Linked DNA regions of Homo sapiens: region 1 is linked to region 2. Evidence: read pairs that join two places in POLR2A ChIA-PET (ENCODE). Cell type or tissue: Panc1. All regions are shown on one strand. Each heading gives the region's core, and the rest is flanking DNA. Links, peaks and the distances in the headings are about the cores only.

Region 1 (8,555 bases), core at 3,074-7,073, 66 kb before region 2:
AGTATTTCAACAATTATACTGCCTTAAAATAACTAGTTATTAGAATGCCAGGGTGAATTTTCTGAAAGATTGTGGTATTTGCTTTTGACAGTGCTGTAAACAAACCCTTTAAACTGTGTATGACTGCCAGCTTCAAGTTGGAACAACTCTTAATTTGAAATTACGGACTCAGATCATCAGTTTAGCTGTGTGCCATTATGTTAATTTCTTAAATTCATGTTAATTCCTATTTGGAAGTATTTTTGAACTATGAACTGAAATATTACATTTATAGAACCAACTTGCTATTAAATTGTGCTTTCCAACTATTTCTCTTTAGGGATAATCTTGAACGTTTGTTTTTAATCTTGAGTGAAAGAAAAAAATTACAGGAAGGAGAAAGTGTCAAAAAGGACAGACTGTAGTGGGATTTTTTTCTTATTTTAAGTATGTATTGACAATACCAGTTTAATTTTCTCACAGGCAATTTAGATTATTATAAATACTGCTGCCACCTAATTTAATATAATATAGTCTTACGTAACTAAAAATGTTGTTCTCACTCTTATTTGTGAATTGCAGTATTTTCAATTTATTTAAATTTGTTTCCAAGGCTTTGCACTTCAGTTCAGTGTTAGGGCGAAAGTTAAATACATGTGAAGTAGGTGTTAAAATGTCCCCTTTATAGAGAAGGAAACAGGAGTCTCGCTGAAAACTAGATCTGTGTGACTCCAAATCCTGTGCTCTGAATCATTTTGTCATGTTGACACGTTTCTCATAAAAACCCCAGTGCCACAATTTGGTTTGGGAACTTAAGGGCAACCCATAAATCCTCTACAGTGGCAGGGAGGGATTCCCCGCTCCCTCCTTTCAGAGCTGCTCATTTTAATGGGAGTCAGAATTCTCTGGCCCTAATACATTTGCAGCTTGGCTCCTAGAGAAGCATGGAATGTTCTCACAGCTTCTCCGTTTCTTTGATTGCAAAGGCAGAATGATCAGAGTTGAGGTTCCTATTGTGCTTTATTATTTTACACAGCAAATACTAAGCAATTACTACCTGCTGTACGAACTCACAAAGGTGCAGGAGATGTAATCAGGACCTTCAAAGAGTTTATAATAATTGGATTGACAAACTTATACGAAAAAAACTACAAGGATGCAAAGCAGTTTTAATTAAATGCAGAGTGATGCAGAAAATCCTGTAGATATTAAAATTAGGGAATGATCGTTTAAGGATTGGAGTGAGCATTTAAGGATTGGAATGAGCAAAGGATTTACCAGAAGTTGGCCTTGAAACCTGGGTAGGATTTGGATAAAGGGAAAAATGAAGACAGCCCATTAATAATAGCGAATGGAGGACAAAATGTAGAATGGAGAATATAGAACATAATATAGGACTAGCTTGTGGAAAGGATCAGCAGTAACTAAGGTCTATTAATTAAAACAGGCAATATATTTAGTGCTTATGTTGTGCCAGTTGCTGTTTTGAGCACTTTGCCCATATTAAGGCATTTAATCTTCATAATATTATGAAGTAGGTCTAATAATAATAGGATAAAATCCTCTTTTTACACATAGGGAAACCCAGGCACAAGAAGGTTAATTAATTTGCCCAGCTAAGTGGTAGATCTAAAGGTCATACATAGACAGCCTGGCTTCAGAATCTGACCTCTTAACCATGATACATCCTGCGTCTCCATACAGTACGCTTGAGCGACAGCGAGTAGATAGAAAATAAGATCATACCAGAAAGTCTATAAAAACCCACCCTTAATTGTCCACCAGGTGCCTCAAACTATGGTAGATTCTGAGGATATCAAGATATGTGAAACAATTACTGTGCAGTGTTCTGAGTCCTGTTAGGGAATGATGTAAGAGTACACTGACAGCAAAGATGTTTGAAGTGGGGGGAAATTCCATATAAGAGATGATACTTCAAAAGCAGTTTGTAGTGCACAGCAGAGTCAGGAAAGACATTGGAATAATATATGTAGAAGCACAGACTGAAAGAACAAGGTATGTTAGAGGAAGTCTAGTGGTTTGCTGAGTCTACAGGGATGGTTAGTAGGGAGTGATGAAAGATAAGACCGAATTATAAATGGCATGGTGTGGTCAAGCAAAATGAGGAGCTTAAGTATTTGCTTTGCAGTTTGGAAACTACAAGAATAATTTCAGCATTATTGGAGTAAAAAAGCCAGATTGCTTGCAATTGCAAGCAGTTCTCTCTAGAAGTATAGTAGTAAGGTAGCTTGAGGGAGGAGTCTGAGGAAAGGATTTTTTTTTTTTTTTAGAATAGAGAAACTTGAGTATTGGAAAAGATAGATTGGATAGGCACATCAAAGCCAAAATTTTAGGTTCTTAAATAGTTAGAATATTTGGCATTATTATTCACCCTTTAAAAAGCTGTTGAGGAGAAGAATGACAGGTTTAAAGTTGTGTTGTAGAGAGAGTGATCCACCAACAATGTTCAGAATGCTTGGTGGGGAGGAAAGAGACTGGAAGCAGGAACACAGTTGAAATTATTGAGGTGATCAATGTCCAAATTAGGTTAGTTTGTGGTAGAGAGTAAAAAGAAGAGATGGGTGGGAAAGATATTATGGGAGAGAAGACAGGATAAGATTTGTAACTGAGAAAAGCTAAAATGTACTGCATAGATGAGAGAAACGATGGACTCCATTGACTTAGGCAGTTGAAGAGGATGAGTTGTTTGTAGATAGGGAAAAATGGTAAGTCCTTGTGACTTTTTAAAAAGTGTGTGGGCATTCATCCCATTACTGGGCATATACCCAAAGGATTATAAATCATGCTGCTATAAAGACATACATGCACACGTATGTTTATTGCAGCACTATTCACAATAGCAAAGACTTGGAACCAATTCAAATGTCCATCAATGATAGACTGGATTAAGAAAATGTGGCACATATACACCATGGAATACTATGCAGCCGTAAAAAAGGATGAGTTCATGTCCTTTGTAGGGACATGGATGAAGCTAGAAACCATCATTCTGAGCAAACTGTTGCAAGGACAGAAAACCAAACACCGCATGTTCTCACTCATAGGTGAGAATTGAACAATGAGAACGCTTGGACACAGGGTGGAGAACATCACACACCAGGGCCTGTCATGGGGTAGGGGGAGGGGGGAGGGATAGCATTAGGAGATATACCTAATGTAAATGACTAGTTAACGGGTGCAGCACACCAACATGGCACATGTATCATATGTAACCTGCATGTTGTGCACATGTACCCTAGAACTTAAAGTATAATAAACAAAAAAAGTGGGTGGGCATTTATGTGTATATGTGTTCATGAGCATGTACCTATGGTGTATTGTTTTTAGACCTCTTAAATTGATAAGACTCAGAGACAGAATATCTAAGAAGATGAAATGTAACTGGAATTAAAAGAAAGATCCAAGCCAAAATTCTTGAAATTATTTTGTTTGAAGGTAGTAGTTGAAGTCATGTCTTCAAAGAAGTTGGTATTTAAAAAGAAAAGTCGATGCCCAGTACTTTATCTTTGGGTACCTTCATAGCCTGGAGATAAAAGCTAGCAGAGAATTCAGTAAAGGAGACAAGAAAGAGGATAAAGGAAAGAATTCAACTACATTATCTGGTTACATAGAAACCAGGATATAGGAGAAATTCAAGAACCAGGGATGGTCAACAATGTGAAAGGCTTCAGAAACACTTGTGATATATATAGTCAAAATGGCTACAGTCTCTTCTTCTTCTTTTTTTTTTAAACTTTGCGGCTATCTAGTGTATCTTAGTAAGATTTAATAAGAAATTAGCTGATTGATCGTGAATAAGAGAGCTACATTGGCTGAAAAATGGCTATAGTATATAGATGATTGTTTTAAAGCTGTGTGTATACATATCCAGAGCAGGAGATTCATTCCTTTCAGCACTGTAAATCTGTTGCCCTGTTACATTTGGAATGTTCTGCCTCCAAAGTTTCATTTTCTTTTAAGCAATCAGCTTCACCCTTTGCTCTAAGGTTGATTGATCTGCTCAGTCTTTTTTTGTTTGGATGTTCTGTTTTATGTATTACCCCCAACCCCACCCCCTAGTGCAAAGTGAGTTAATCAGAGCTATGTTTCAGATAGCATAGCTCTGGTTAGACTGGCATGCTCTGGGATTTTGTCATTGGTAATCTTCACTTGACAATTAGAGTCAAAGATGATGTAGAGTTCATATGTGTGCTATTTTCTCTATCTAGGAACCCCTACCCTTATTTTAAGACTGGGCGCTCCTGGCCCCTGTCTGAATTGGGTATTTTCTGTGCTCCTGTGGCACTTTGTGCATATTCTGCATCTCTAAACTTTGGACTTCTTAAAGGCAAGAACTATTTATATGGCTTCAATTATGTTTGTAACGGAATAAAAATTGAATAAAAGCTTGAGCTTTTATTTCTTAAGCAATGGTGAGAACATGGATGTTCATCAAAGTGCTCTGTAAACCTTTTCATTTGGCTAAAATAGTCTAATTTTAAAAGGCCCTAAGGTCATAAGCATATTCTATGTGTTTTTCAATATGCTTATAATTTTGCTTTTGCATTTAGGTCCTTAATCTGGAGAGAGAGTGTATGCTTATACATGCATGTGCACGTGCATGAGTGTGTGTCTTTTTGTCTGATGAAATGGGGTTCTTTTTTTTCTTTTTTGCTTATGGAGCCAGTTGTCCCAATACTATTTATTGAATAGTCCTTTATTTTCCCAGCAAATGAGCAACCTTTTAAAAAATCAGATACTAAATTCTTATATACACTTGAGTGTGTTTTGTTTTGTACCATTGATTTAGTTGTCTATTCATTTGCCAATCAGTGCTATGTTTACTTTACCTTTAGACTGCCCTTTTTTTTTTTTTCTGCGAGACTTTTTTTTTTTTTGAGACAGAGCCTCGCACTGTTACCCAGGCTGGAGTACAATGGCAAGATCTTGGCTTCTTAGCTTGCTGCAGCCTCTATAAGCCCAGGCTCAAGTGGTTGTCCCACCTCAGCTTCCTGAGTAGCTGGGATTACAGGCATGGTCCACCATGCCCGGCTGATTTTTTTTTTTATTTTTTTTTTATTTTTTATAGAGATGGGGTTTTGCCATGTTGCTTAGGCTGGTCTTGAACTCCTGGGCTCAAGCAATCTACCTACCTCGGCCTCCCAAAGTGCTGGGATTACAGCCGTGAGCCACTGCACCCAGCCTTCTGTTACATTTTCTAATTAGTTATTACTGGTATGTAGGAGAGCTTTTTTTTTTTTTTTTGGAGATGGAGTTTTGCTCTTGTTGCCTGGGCTGGAGTGCAGTGGCGACATCCCGGCTCACTGCAACCTCCGCCTACTGGGTTCAAGTGATTCTCCTGCCTCAGCCTCCCAAGTAGCTGAGATTACAGGTGTGCGCCACCACTCCCGGCTAATTTTGTATTGTTATTAGAGACAGGGTTTCTCTATGTTGGTCAGGCTGGTCTCGAACTCCCAACCTCAGGTGATCTGCCTATCTCGGCCTCCCAAAGTGCTGGGATTATAGGCGTGAGCCACCGCGCCAGCTGGAGAGCTATTTTTTGATGATGTTTTGTTTGACTGTTATGTTAAACTCTAAATAGTCCTATTATTTTTTGATGATGTTTTGTTTGACTACTGTGTTAAATTCTCAATAGTCCTAATAGTTTGTCATGTGATTCTCACTCTTTCTTGATAGATGATCATATCATTCACAATTTATTTTCCATTTTTAGATCTTATTTATTATATTTTTGCTTAAGCCCTTTAGAGCAGTGGTGAATAACTGATGACTTCAAGCATCTTGTCTGAATCTTGACATTAATAGGAACGCTTCTAATTTTTACCTTTAAACCTATAGATGCTTATTATAGGTTTCTTTCTTCCTTTTTTTTTTTTTTTTGGAGGCAGAGCCTCACTCTGTCGCCCAGGCTGGAGTGCAGTGGTGCATTCTCGGCTCACTGCAACCTCTGCCTCCCGGGTTCGAGCAATTCTTCTGCCTCAGCCTCCCAAGTAGCTGGGACTATAGGTGCCCACCACCACGACCAGCTAATTTTCATATTTTTAGTAGAGACAGCGTTTCACCATATTGGCCAGGCTGGTCTCAAACTCCTGACCTTGTGATCCACCTGCCTCGGCCTCCCAAAGTGCTGGGATTACAGGCGTAAGCCACCATGCCTGGCCTTGTAGGTTTCTTATAGTAGTACCTGTGGCAGCAACAGCAAGAGCTGCACTAATAATAACAGCTGTTAACCTTTTATTGAGTAGTTACAATGAGCCAAATGATTCTAAGCACTTTATGTATAATGAGTTATTTAATCATCATAACATTCCTAGATGGGTAGGTGGTGGTGGTACCCCATGTTTACAGATAAAGGAAGTAAAAGTGAAGGCTATTTAAAAACTTGCCTAAGATGTTAAAATATAGGGACTGAAATTTGAACACAAGCAATCTGGTTCTAGAGTCCCTGTATCATCTTTGTTATCCTTCACCAAGGTAAGGATGGTCTCTTTCAGTCTTAGTTTTCTGACACTTTGTTGTTATTTTTAAGTTTTAGATGAACAGTTGTTGAATGTTATCAGATGCTTTTCAAACATCTGTTGGAATGACCCTGTCATTTTCCTTTGGTCTGTTAATATAGTAATTAGCAGTATCTTTTCTCATTTTGAACTGTGCTTATTTTAGGCTAAATACTTGTTAGCATTCACACTTTGGTTTTGTTTTCAAATCTATTTAGACTTTTCTCTAACCATACTACAAAAAAATGTTAAAGGCAGTTTTTCAGGCCCAAGGAAAATGATACCAGATGGAAATACGGATCTATACAAAGGAATTAAAAGCTCTAGAAATGGTAACCACACGAGTAAATATGTGCCAGTCTCACTCTGTCACCCAGGCTGGAATGCAGTAGTGCAACCACAACTCACTGCAGCCTCGACCTCCAAGGCTCAAGCAGTCCTCTCACCTCAGCCTCCTGAGTAGCTGGGACAACAGGCATGCACCACCACAGCTGTCTAACTTTTTATTTTTTGTAGAGGCGAGAGTCTTACTATATTGCCCAACCTGATCTTAAACTTCTGGGCTTAAGTGATCCTCCTGCCTTGGCCTCCCAGAGTGATGGGATTTCAGGTGGGAGCTACCAATGTGAAGTTTTAATATATGCAAAAGTAAAATATATGCTAAAATAGCACAAAGGTCTGGGGGGAGAAATGGAAGTATACTATTATATACTATGCCTGAGGTGACATAATATTACTTGAAGATAGATTGTGAAAAGTTAAAGATGTACACTATAAACCTAAAGCAACCAATAAGAAAACAAAGAATTATAGCTTATTAGCTAACAAGGAAAAGAGAATAAAAAATAATTAAGAAAAATAAATGCAGAAAAGTAAACAGGAACAAAGAACAGTCAAGAAGAAAACAAATATGAAGCTGATAGCTTTAAACCTAATCATATCACAAATTATATTAAATGTAAATGGTCTGAACACCCAATTGGAAAGCAGAGATTATCAGATTGGATACAACCACATGCTGCCTACCCCCTAAAGATGCCACTTAAATATGAAGAAACATACAGATTAAACAAAAAAGAATGGGAGAGGATATGTCATGATAACACTAATCAAAGTAAGACAGAATTGGCTATAGTAATATCAAAGTAGATTTCAGAGAATGTTACCAGTGGTAAAGAAGGGCATTTCCTAATGATAAAAGGGTCAATTTATCAAAAGGATCTACCAAATAACATAGTTTCAAAACACAACAGGGTAAAAACTGCAAGGAGAAGTAAATCCACAGTTATATTCAGGGATTTCAATATCCCTTTTTGAACAATGATAGAAGTAGTAGTCAGAAAATCAGTAAGGATATGGAAGATTTGAACACTATCAACCAAATTCACGTAATGACCATTTATGTAACACTCTACCAGCAGCAGCAGTGCTTTTTAAGTGCACACAGAATATTGATTTCAAGATTTATAAGGCTAAAGTCATCACGACAGTGTGGTGGTAGCATATAAATAAGCAAATTGATCAGTGGAACAAATAGAGTAGGAGTCATCCTACCTTCTGTTTTCATAAAGTACTGTTAGAACACAGCCACCCCTGTTTGTTTATGTATTTTCTATGGTTGCTTTTGTGTCGTAACAGTAGATTGGTAGCTCCAATAGAGACCTTATGGCTCACAAACCTAGAATATTTACCTCCTACCTCATACATGAAAAGCTTGCCCACCCTGGAATTGAGAGTAGCCAAATAGACCCACACCTGTGAACAACTGATTTTTAAGAAAGACGCAAAGGCAATTCACTTGAGAAAGGATAATTTTTTCAGCAAATAGTTTTGAAACAATTATCCGTATATACAAAATGAACTCAAATTTCAGCTTGACACCACACATAAATATTAACTTGAAATAACTGAGACCTAAATGACCCTAAAACTATAAAACTTGTAGGAAAAAACCTTTTTGACTTTATTTTTATTTTTTATATTTTTTTTTTTTTGAGAAGGAGTCTCATTTTGTCACCCAGGCTGGAGTGCAGTGGTGCTATCTCTGCTCACTTGCAG
Region 2 (8,280 bases), core at 4,281-8,280:
GGACAATTCTAGACAATCCCCTGCCCGGCTTCTCCTCCTTGCCTCCTCCTTTATTTCAGCATCGCCGCCTAGCCTCCCCAGGCCTGCCGTGAGGTTCTGGGGTCCTTCAGACTGGGCGGACCCCTTCTTGTTTGTGGACAGTATCAGGAAGGAGACCCTGAGAGGGGGCTGGAAAATAGGGGACTCTTGCCCTATGCACTCACAGCCAGGTTCACACCTCCCCAGAGTCCACCCCTCCCCTGGCCCCACACAGAAATGAAAACCAATGCAAAGCCACCCTTTAGAAACAGCATGGGCTTTCCTCACCTCAGTTACCTCATCTGTAATGATGACAACAAGCCCCACTGTTACTCACCCCGCGCTTACTATGTGCCAAGCACTATGTGCAGCAAACAGTGGTAGAATGAAGTGGTAGAATCACTGCTTCGTTTCACTGCCCCAATTGTTGTGGTGATACTATTTCACCCATTTTACAGATAAAGCAACTGAAGCTTAGAGAGGTTGAGGAACTCGTGGAAGGCAACAGAGGAGCAGGGAGCAACGCTGGGGCTTAAAATTCAGTCTGACCCCAGTGCTCCTGCTTCAAACGACTACATTCTACCTTCAAAATAGGGGCGCACTGGGCTGGGCACGGTGGCTCACGCCTGTAATCCCAGCACTTTGGGAGGCTGAGGCGGGCGGATCACCTGAGGTCAGGAGTTCGAGACCAGCCTGACCAACATGGAAAAACCCCGTCTCTACTAAAAATACAAAATGAGCCAGGTGTGGTGGCGCATGCCTGTAATCCCAGCTACTCGGGAGGCTGAAGCAGGAGAATCACTTGAACCTGGGAGGCGGACGTTGTGGTGAGCCGAGATTGCGCCACTGCACTCCAGCCTGGGCAACAAGAGCAAAACTCCATCTCAAAAAAAAAAAAAAAAAAACCCAAAAAACAAACAAACAAAAAAAAACAACTAGGGGAGCACCCACTCCAGAGCTGGCCAGGCTGGGATTAAACGAGATAGTCTTTGAAAAACACACAGGACAGTACCTGGTGTGTGTTATGTAAATACGTGCTCTGCATTTTGTATTGCCAAATCTGGCAACAGGATCTGCCCCCATCTCCACCAGCTTCCCTGGGCTTTGCTTTCCACTGCGGGCACCTGCAGTTATCTTTCCACAGCTTCCCTCAGGCTACCGGAGCCTGACTCCTGGCCTCCAAGCACACAGTCAAATGTGCCTGGAGGTTTCATACCCTGTGGGGACAGCTGTTTACTAGTAGACTGAGGAGCTTAGGAGTGTGATAGCCCAGGCCCCTTGCCTGGGGAGGACACGCGCCAAGGACTGAGTCACTTACCTCCAGCATCATCTGGGGATGAGACTGGCGCTGACCTGCAGGGCTCTGCCTGAAATCCCACCCTGCCCTGGCGTCTTCCCCTCCTCTCAAGCCTCCCTCACTCGCTCACCAGTTTCTCTTGGGAATGTGCCCTGGATGAATTAGTTACACCTGGATGTTTGTCTCAGGATTTGCTTTGGGGGGACTTAACCTAAGGTTCCATTCCTAACCCCATCCCTGTACAAATACAGCATTCAGAATTGGGACACTTTGGGCGTGGTCCTTATCTGCGGTGACAGTGTTCACAGGAGGGTCCAGGTGATAGTTGCACACAGAACCACCCAAAGCGTCAGACTCACTCACCAGACCTCAGTTTAGCAAACTCCAGAAAGGCCCATCAGGACTACCTGTTAATGCTTCACGTTTAACACCTAGTCTGGGACGAGGGGAAACGATGGCTGGGTCCTGTCAGCCTGCAGGTGACCTCCTGCCTCTCCACCCACAGCCCAAGCTGACCCCAACCCTATGCCCTCCACCTGGGACCACCCGGCAATGGTCTCCAATTAGACGCCAGCAGGGCATTTTCATTACAACACTTAGCCAGAGATATTCTATCCACCTGGCAACAGAGAGGCAGGCTCCCAGGCCAGTGAGTTTTTTTGGGGACCTACAAAAATATGCTTGACCTGAAGAAAACAATTGATGGCAAATAACCAAGAAAAGAAAATCACAAAATTGAAGAATATTTAATTAAGTGGGTTCATTAGTGATATGATTTGGCTGTGTCCCCACCCAAACCTCATCTTGAATTATATTCTCATAATTCCCACGTGTTGTGGGAAGGACTTAGTGGGAGATAATTGAATCATGGGGGCAATTCCCCCAAACTGTTCTCGTGGTAATGAATAAGTCTCACGCAATCTGATGGTGTTTTTTTGTTTTTTGTTTGTTTGTTTTTTGCGATGGAGTTTCACTCTTGTTACCCAGGCTGGAGTGCAATGGCGCGATCTCAGCTCACCGCAACCTCCACCTTCCAGGTTCAAGTGATTCTCCTGCCTCAGCCTCCTGAGTAGGTGGGATTACAGGCACGTGCCACCACGCCAGGCTAATTTTGTATTTTTAGTAGAGACAGGGTTTCTCCATGTTGGTCAGGTTGGTCTCGAACTCCTGACCTCAGGTGATCCGCCTGCCTCGGCCTCCCAAAGTGCTGGGATTACAGGCAGGAGCCACCATACCTGGCCGATCTGATGGTTTTATAAGGGGTTTCCCCTTTCACTTGGTTCTCCTTCTCTCTTGCCTGCTGCCAAGTAAGACGTGCCTTTTGCCTTCCACCATGATTGTGAAGCTTCCCCAGCCATGTGGAATTGTGAGTCCATTAAACCTCTTTCCTTTATTAATTACCCAGTCTCAAGTATGTCTTTATTAGAAGTGTGAGAACAGACTAATACAATTAGCTTTATTATTTTAGAATTTATAAATGTTATCACACTTGTAAACATGCCGTGAGTTAAGTTAGCTTCCCACCTGTTAAGTTAGCTAAGCCCTGACTCTGACATGGGACTTAGCCTGAGGCATTAAGATGCTCTTACAGGGACGGTGTCCATCTGGAAGCCCTGTCAGTCCATTCTGCTGTCGGCAGCACAGTGACGGGTCACCCATGCTCAGTCACCTAGGCTGGAGTGCAGGCCTCAGGGGTACCGTCCTGAGCTCCTTCACTCAAGGCTCTCTCAGACAAGGAGGTCAGGAGGACTCAAAGGATGATATTCAGGACTCCTGGGGTTTTCATTTTGTTTTGTTTTTTGGAAGATTTTGTGCCGGGCACAGTGGCTCATGCCTGTAATTTCAGCACTTTGGGAGGCTGAAGCAGCAGGATTGCTTGAGGCCAGGAGTTCAAGACCAGTCTGGTCTGAGTAACAAAGCAAGACCCCCATCTCTACAAAAAAACAAAACAATCAGCCGGGTGTAGTGGCACAATCCCAGCCATGTGGGAGACTGAAGTGGGAGGATTCCTTGAGCCCAGGAGATGGAGGCTACAGTGAGCCATGATCACACCACTGCACTCTGACCTGGGCAACAAAGTTAGACTGTGTTTCTAAGAAAAAAAAGATTTTTTTAAAATTTCTTGTTTTATATTTTTGATGGGGAAGGGGTAGTGAGGGGATAAGGATCTAGAAAAGAGTGAAAATTCTGATATATGATGGGAAAACATTGCTTTGGGTTCAAGAGAAGATGCCTTTGGACAGAGCATTCTCCCTTTGTTTAAAGTAAGGTGTTCTCCGGACCCAGCCCCTGAGAAGTCACGAAATCGTCAGTCTAGGAGGCTGCTGTCTTACCATCAGGAAGGAAATCAGCATCCTGCATGCCTGTCATTTTTCCTGGAACTCATATTTTTTCCTGAAGGACAACAAAGTCTGGCTGATAAAACGTCTTGGGAGGTATTTGACGTCCAGAATCCTTAGCATTTGTTGACTTATAGGGAAAAGTGCAATTTTGTTTCTAAGTAAATACATATTATTTCTTTCAAAAGGCCAACTGGATGTGTTTTGTGTCCTGTGGCTTGTTTCCTATGAAGGAAGGTTTGAAATCAAGCCCCTGGGAGATGTGTGAGGTGCACATATGCAGTCGTGGTTTTGACTGAACCAGCACCCTAGGCTTTTCACTAACTGGGGTGCACCTTCCTGGACCCCTGAGCCCTGCACAAACTCCAGCACTTGCTAATCCTTAAGAATTCTGAATTCAGATGGAAGTTCATTTGGACCTTATTGTTATTGGACTTCCCCTTATTCGCCCTTCCATGGGCCTGCGCTTGTGGTTCTGATGGGCCGAGGCCAAGACAGCCCCTGGTTCTACCCCCAGAGTCTGCCCCTCCTGCTCTCTCAGGATCTTGTCCCTGCAGAGCAAGGCCTGTGGGAATCCAGCTGGGCCAGGGACCTGGGATGTCTAATTCTAGGGGCACTGTTAGTGAGCCCCCTGGGCCATGGATCTAGGGCTAGGTTTTCTAGGCCCTAGATCCTTTGGCCCTATAGCTTTGACAACAATAAGATGAGATTTTGATGGGTTTCTGGGCTCAGTTCCCATCAAGCTCCCATTGGGTTCTGATCTCACATAAGACTATATAGCCACAGTCTTCTATGGGCCAGGAACTCCTAAAAGGACAAACCTGGCATCTCGGGAGAAAGTCCCTACATGGAGACGGAGGCTTTAGTTGGGGCCTTCATGCTGTGCAGCCCAGGTCCTGCACACAGAGCGAGTGTGACTGCAGAACTGAGAGACGCAACACCGCTGGCTCCGCAGACGGAGGAAGGAGCCGCAAGCCAAGGAATAAAGGCATCGCCTAGGAGCTGGAGGAGGCAAGGAAGACTCTTCCCTATGGCCTCCAGAGAGGAACACAGCCCTGCCAGCACCTGGACTGTAGCCCAGTGTGACTTCCAACCTGCAGAACTGTGAAATCATCAATTCCTGTTGTTTAAGGCATTGAGCTTATGGAAATGTGTTACAGCGGCAAGAGGACACGAATCCTTGCTAAGTCTGTGGACTCTGAAAGTGTAACTCGTGAGCCAATAACTTATTTTTATTTTGATACGAGTCTCGCTTTGCCCCAAGGGCGCGTGGGGGTGGGGGAGGGGGAAGGAGGGGTGGGAGGAGGCACCCACGTGGTACCTTATTCCAACAGTCATGGGACATCCACTCTTCCAGCAGACCTGCTTTTGCCCTGCCCAGCTCCTGGGGGTGCTTACAGATTCTACACCGTCATGGGACTACCTGCTTCTGTAGCCATCGTAAACCCTTCTGAAGCTCTGGGTCCCTGGGGGCTTCTGTCTTCTTGTCACCAGGGCTGTGAACATGGACATGGTTCCCCTCTCCATCCCCACACCTGCCGTCAGCATTTCTCTTAGACCTCACTGGCTCTAAAACCAGTCTCAAGAGCTCTCTGCAGGCACCCAGGGGAGAGGGGAATGGTCTACACGTCTCACCAAAAAGGGGTCCCCTTGGAGTCTCCACTCCTCTTGATCTCCCCAGTCCCTTGGTCATCTTACTCACCCGAGGTAGAAAAGCACAAGGAAAGTCAAAGGGCTGGGCTCCAACCCCCCACTTCCCGCTTAGAGCCTCAGAGAGCCTCCGCCAAGTCATCTAGCCTCTCTGAGCACAGCCTCCTCATCTGCCACTGGCCAGAGCTACCTACTCACAATGCAGTTGTGAGGCTTACTGGGTACTGCGTGCCACACCTTGAGCACAGCACCTGGTGTTAAATGCCAGTCAATGGTTCTTCATAAGCTTAGTGATGAACAGGGGTCTCTGCGGGTGAATATCACCCTGCCCCAGGGCTTCTCCTAGATCCATGGTGGATGTTTGTCATACACTTGGGTACTTACCAGTCTGTTCTGTGTCCGTATTCCTTGTCCCAAAATTGTTTGGTCTCACTTGCTTTCTACACCCCCTTTTTTTTAAAAAAAATCTGGCAGTCCCCCGAACCAGAATGGGTTGAGTGACTCCCTGCTTTCTACACCTCTAGAAAGTTCTAGCGGTGCAATTTTCTCACTACCAAAAACGGAAACAAGTTCAGCTGCCTGGAGAAGCTGCCAGACGGGCTGTAGACCACGTTCCCTTTAAACCACGGCCTGCGTTGTGACAAGAGTCTGTGGGCAGCCAGAGGGAGAGGAAGATCCAGGGGCTCTTTCTTTCTTTAATGGAAGTGACCCAACTGTGTTTAGAAGCTGAAGGGAAGGAATGGCTAAAGAAAAACAAATTGAAAGTACAGGAGAGGCCGTGGTGGGATGGGCGGGAGACAGAGGAAACAGCAGGCACCTGCCACTCTGAGGTTTCCTGGGAGCCTGAACAGGAACAGGTCAGGGAGCTGTAGCTGCGGCGTAGCCTCAGAGCAGAGAGCTGAGACCCAGCGGCAGCTCCAGGAGCGGGAAGGAGCCTGGAATAGGAAGACAATGAGAGCCCGGGCGTGGGTCTCGGATCCTCCACAGGAAATGCAGGCAGGAGTCATTTCCTGCAGCAAAGAGTGTAATGAGCTGCCGAGTCCTGGTCAACTGGAGCCCTTTCCCACAGCCACCAGGCTTCCCTGATCTCTCACGTATTTACATTGTGGAGCCTCAGTTTAGATAGCTGAGTAGGTAAAACTTTAAGACAGGGTCTTGCTCTGTTGCCCAGGCTGGAGAGCAGAGGCACGATCTTGGCTCACTGCAATCTCTGCCTCGCGGGTTCAAGTGATTCTCCTGCCTCAGACTCCCGTGTAGCTGAGATTACAGGTGCGCACCACCACGCCTGGCTAATTTTTGTATTTTTTGTAGAGACAGGGTTTCAGCATGTTGCCCAGGCTGGTCTCAAACTCCTGACCTCAAGTGATCTGCCCACCTCAGCCTCCCAAGGTGCTGGGATTAAAGGTGTGAGTCACTGCACCTGGCTGAGTGGGTAAAACTTTAATATAGAAGTATAGTATTACATGAAAATAGTATAGAAGTATAGTATTACATGAAAATAGTATAGAAGTATAGTATTACATGAAAATAGTATAGAAGTATAGCATTACATGAAAATGGTATTATGGCTTTTTTGTATGAAAGGCCCAAATACAAAAGCATTTTAAAAGCTGTTCCTATTACCATAACCATGTTTTCACACTCTACTTAATAACAGACTTCTCATGCACATGCATTACAGATTGCATCCGTAGGTGGTCCATGTGTGGAAAAGACCACATACCCAGTCTTCAGAGATGGTTCTCTTGGGGCCACAGATTCAGTCTTCCTAGTTGGAAAACTCTGCATGTCCTTTCTAATTTGCATAGACCACAGGACACCTTTCTCGCATTTTAGTCCACACTTATATTGAAGTTGGGCAGGAAGACAGAATTCTAGTCCTAAAAATGAAATGCATAGTACAAGTATCTCACTTCCCTTGAACAGCCACGAGAGCATTGCTGACAGCAGGTTTTGCCCTCTTGTGGAGTTCTGCCCCTCCCCTGCCCCTTGCTTCTCCCCAGCCCTTTTCATCAGCACACGACAAGCGTCTTGGGCAGCACAGCCCTGCATAGAGCTCTGTGTCAAGGGCTATTGTGGCCTGGGGTCTCTTCCAGCATGGATTGGAGCTGTTTGTGCTTCGGAGCAAACTCTCTCCCCACTGACCCCAGTGTCCAAAGGAAATGAGGACTGCTGTTATCCTTAGTCACACTCCACTCTTCAGGAACCGCCCCCCCCCCCCGCCACAACATAAGAGTGCAAGACACTGACCACACTACACATTTTGATTACAAGTAGGCTTGTCAATAATCAACATTTACGTAGAAACAATTAACAAAATACACCAGTGTGAAATTTCTTTTTCAGATGCCCTACAAAAACAAGTATTTTAAATAGTCAACCAAATGGCAAAGTCCACCCGCTGTGCTAAGGGCCTACTGAGTCCCTCTTATTTCTAGCAACTCAGCTGGTCTGTCAATGTCCCCAGGAGCACGGAGGCAGAGAACATTCTGTAATGTCAACACAGGGACATGGCAACAATAAAAAAAGAAAAGTTTGGCTTCACAAGGATTAAAGCAACACAAATAACTATAAAGTTTCATTAACTATTCCCGATAAATTGACAAAATCAAGCTCACAGTGGTAGACAGCTGATTCTCAGTGGAAAAGGACAAAGGATCCGTCAGACATGTCTGGTGATACTGTAAATCAGCATAACCTTTGATGGGACACAGTCACGCAAAATGTGACAACCATAAAATTCTGACCAGCAATTCCACTTTTGAAAACAGCCCCAAAGAGACAGGACAAAGGTAAGAAAAGATAAATGTTTATCGCATTGCACTCTATACTAGGAGGACCTTTAAACGAATCCTATCAACCAAGGGATGCCTTAGCAAACCACACCATGCAGGCCCGCCATGGGGTTTTTCATGGATGTTCAAAATGCTTTGCTCATGCATGAATTTTTATATATGGGAGAACATAATGTATTCA

What was found. ChIA-PET counts read pairs that join two places held together with the same protein. Peaks named below come from ENCODE experiments on the same cell type or tissue, not always from the same donor. Only the 100,000 strongest peaks of a DNase experiment are listed, where the experiment ranks them.
Region 1: POLR2A ChIA-PET joins it to region 2 with 8 read pairs; 10 of 35 experiments call an interaction of 5 or more read pairs at or near these places.

The regions. Positions count from the first base shown.
Region 1 is chr5:55,985,457-55,994,011 of GRCh38, reverse strand. The region is part of intron 1 of IL6ST (interleukin 6 cytokine family signal transducer); the gene reads left to right. Among named protein-coding and RNA genes, the nearest start is that of IL6ST, 5.2 kb to the left of the region's middle. RefSeq lists a cis regulatory region at 1-281. In Panc1, for the core only: no CTCF peak of the experiment used is centred there; no DNase peak of the experiment used is centred there.
Region 2 is chr5:55,921,300-55,929,579 of GRCh38, reverse strand. IL31RA (interleukin 31 receptor A) reads right to left here. Exons shown (of 15, transcript NM_139017.7): 15 at 6,730-8,280. Among named protein-coding and RNA genes, the nearest start is that of IL6ST, 70 kb to the left of the region's middle. RefSeq lists an enhancer at 6,148-6,748. In Panc1, for the core only: no CTCF peak of the experiment used is centred there; no DNase peak of the experiment used is centred there; H3K4me3 peaks cover 851 bases; H3K27ac peaks cover 371 bases.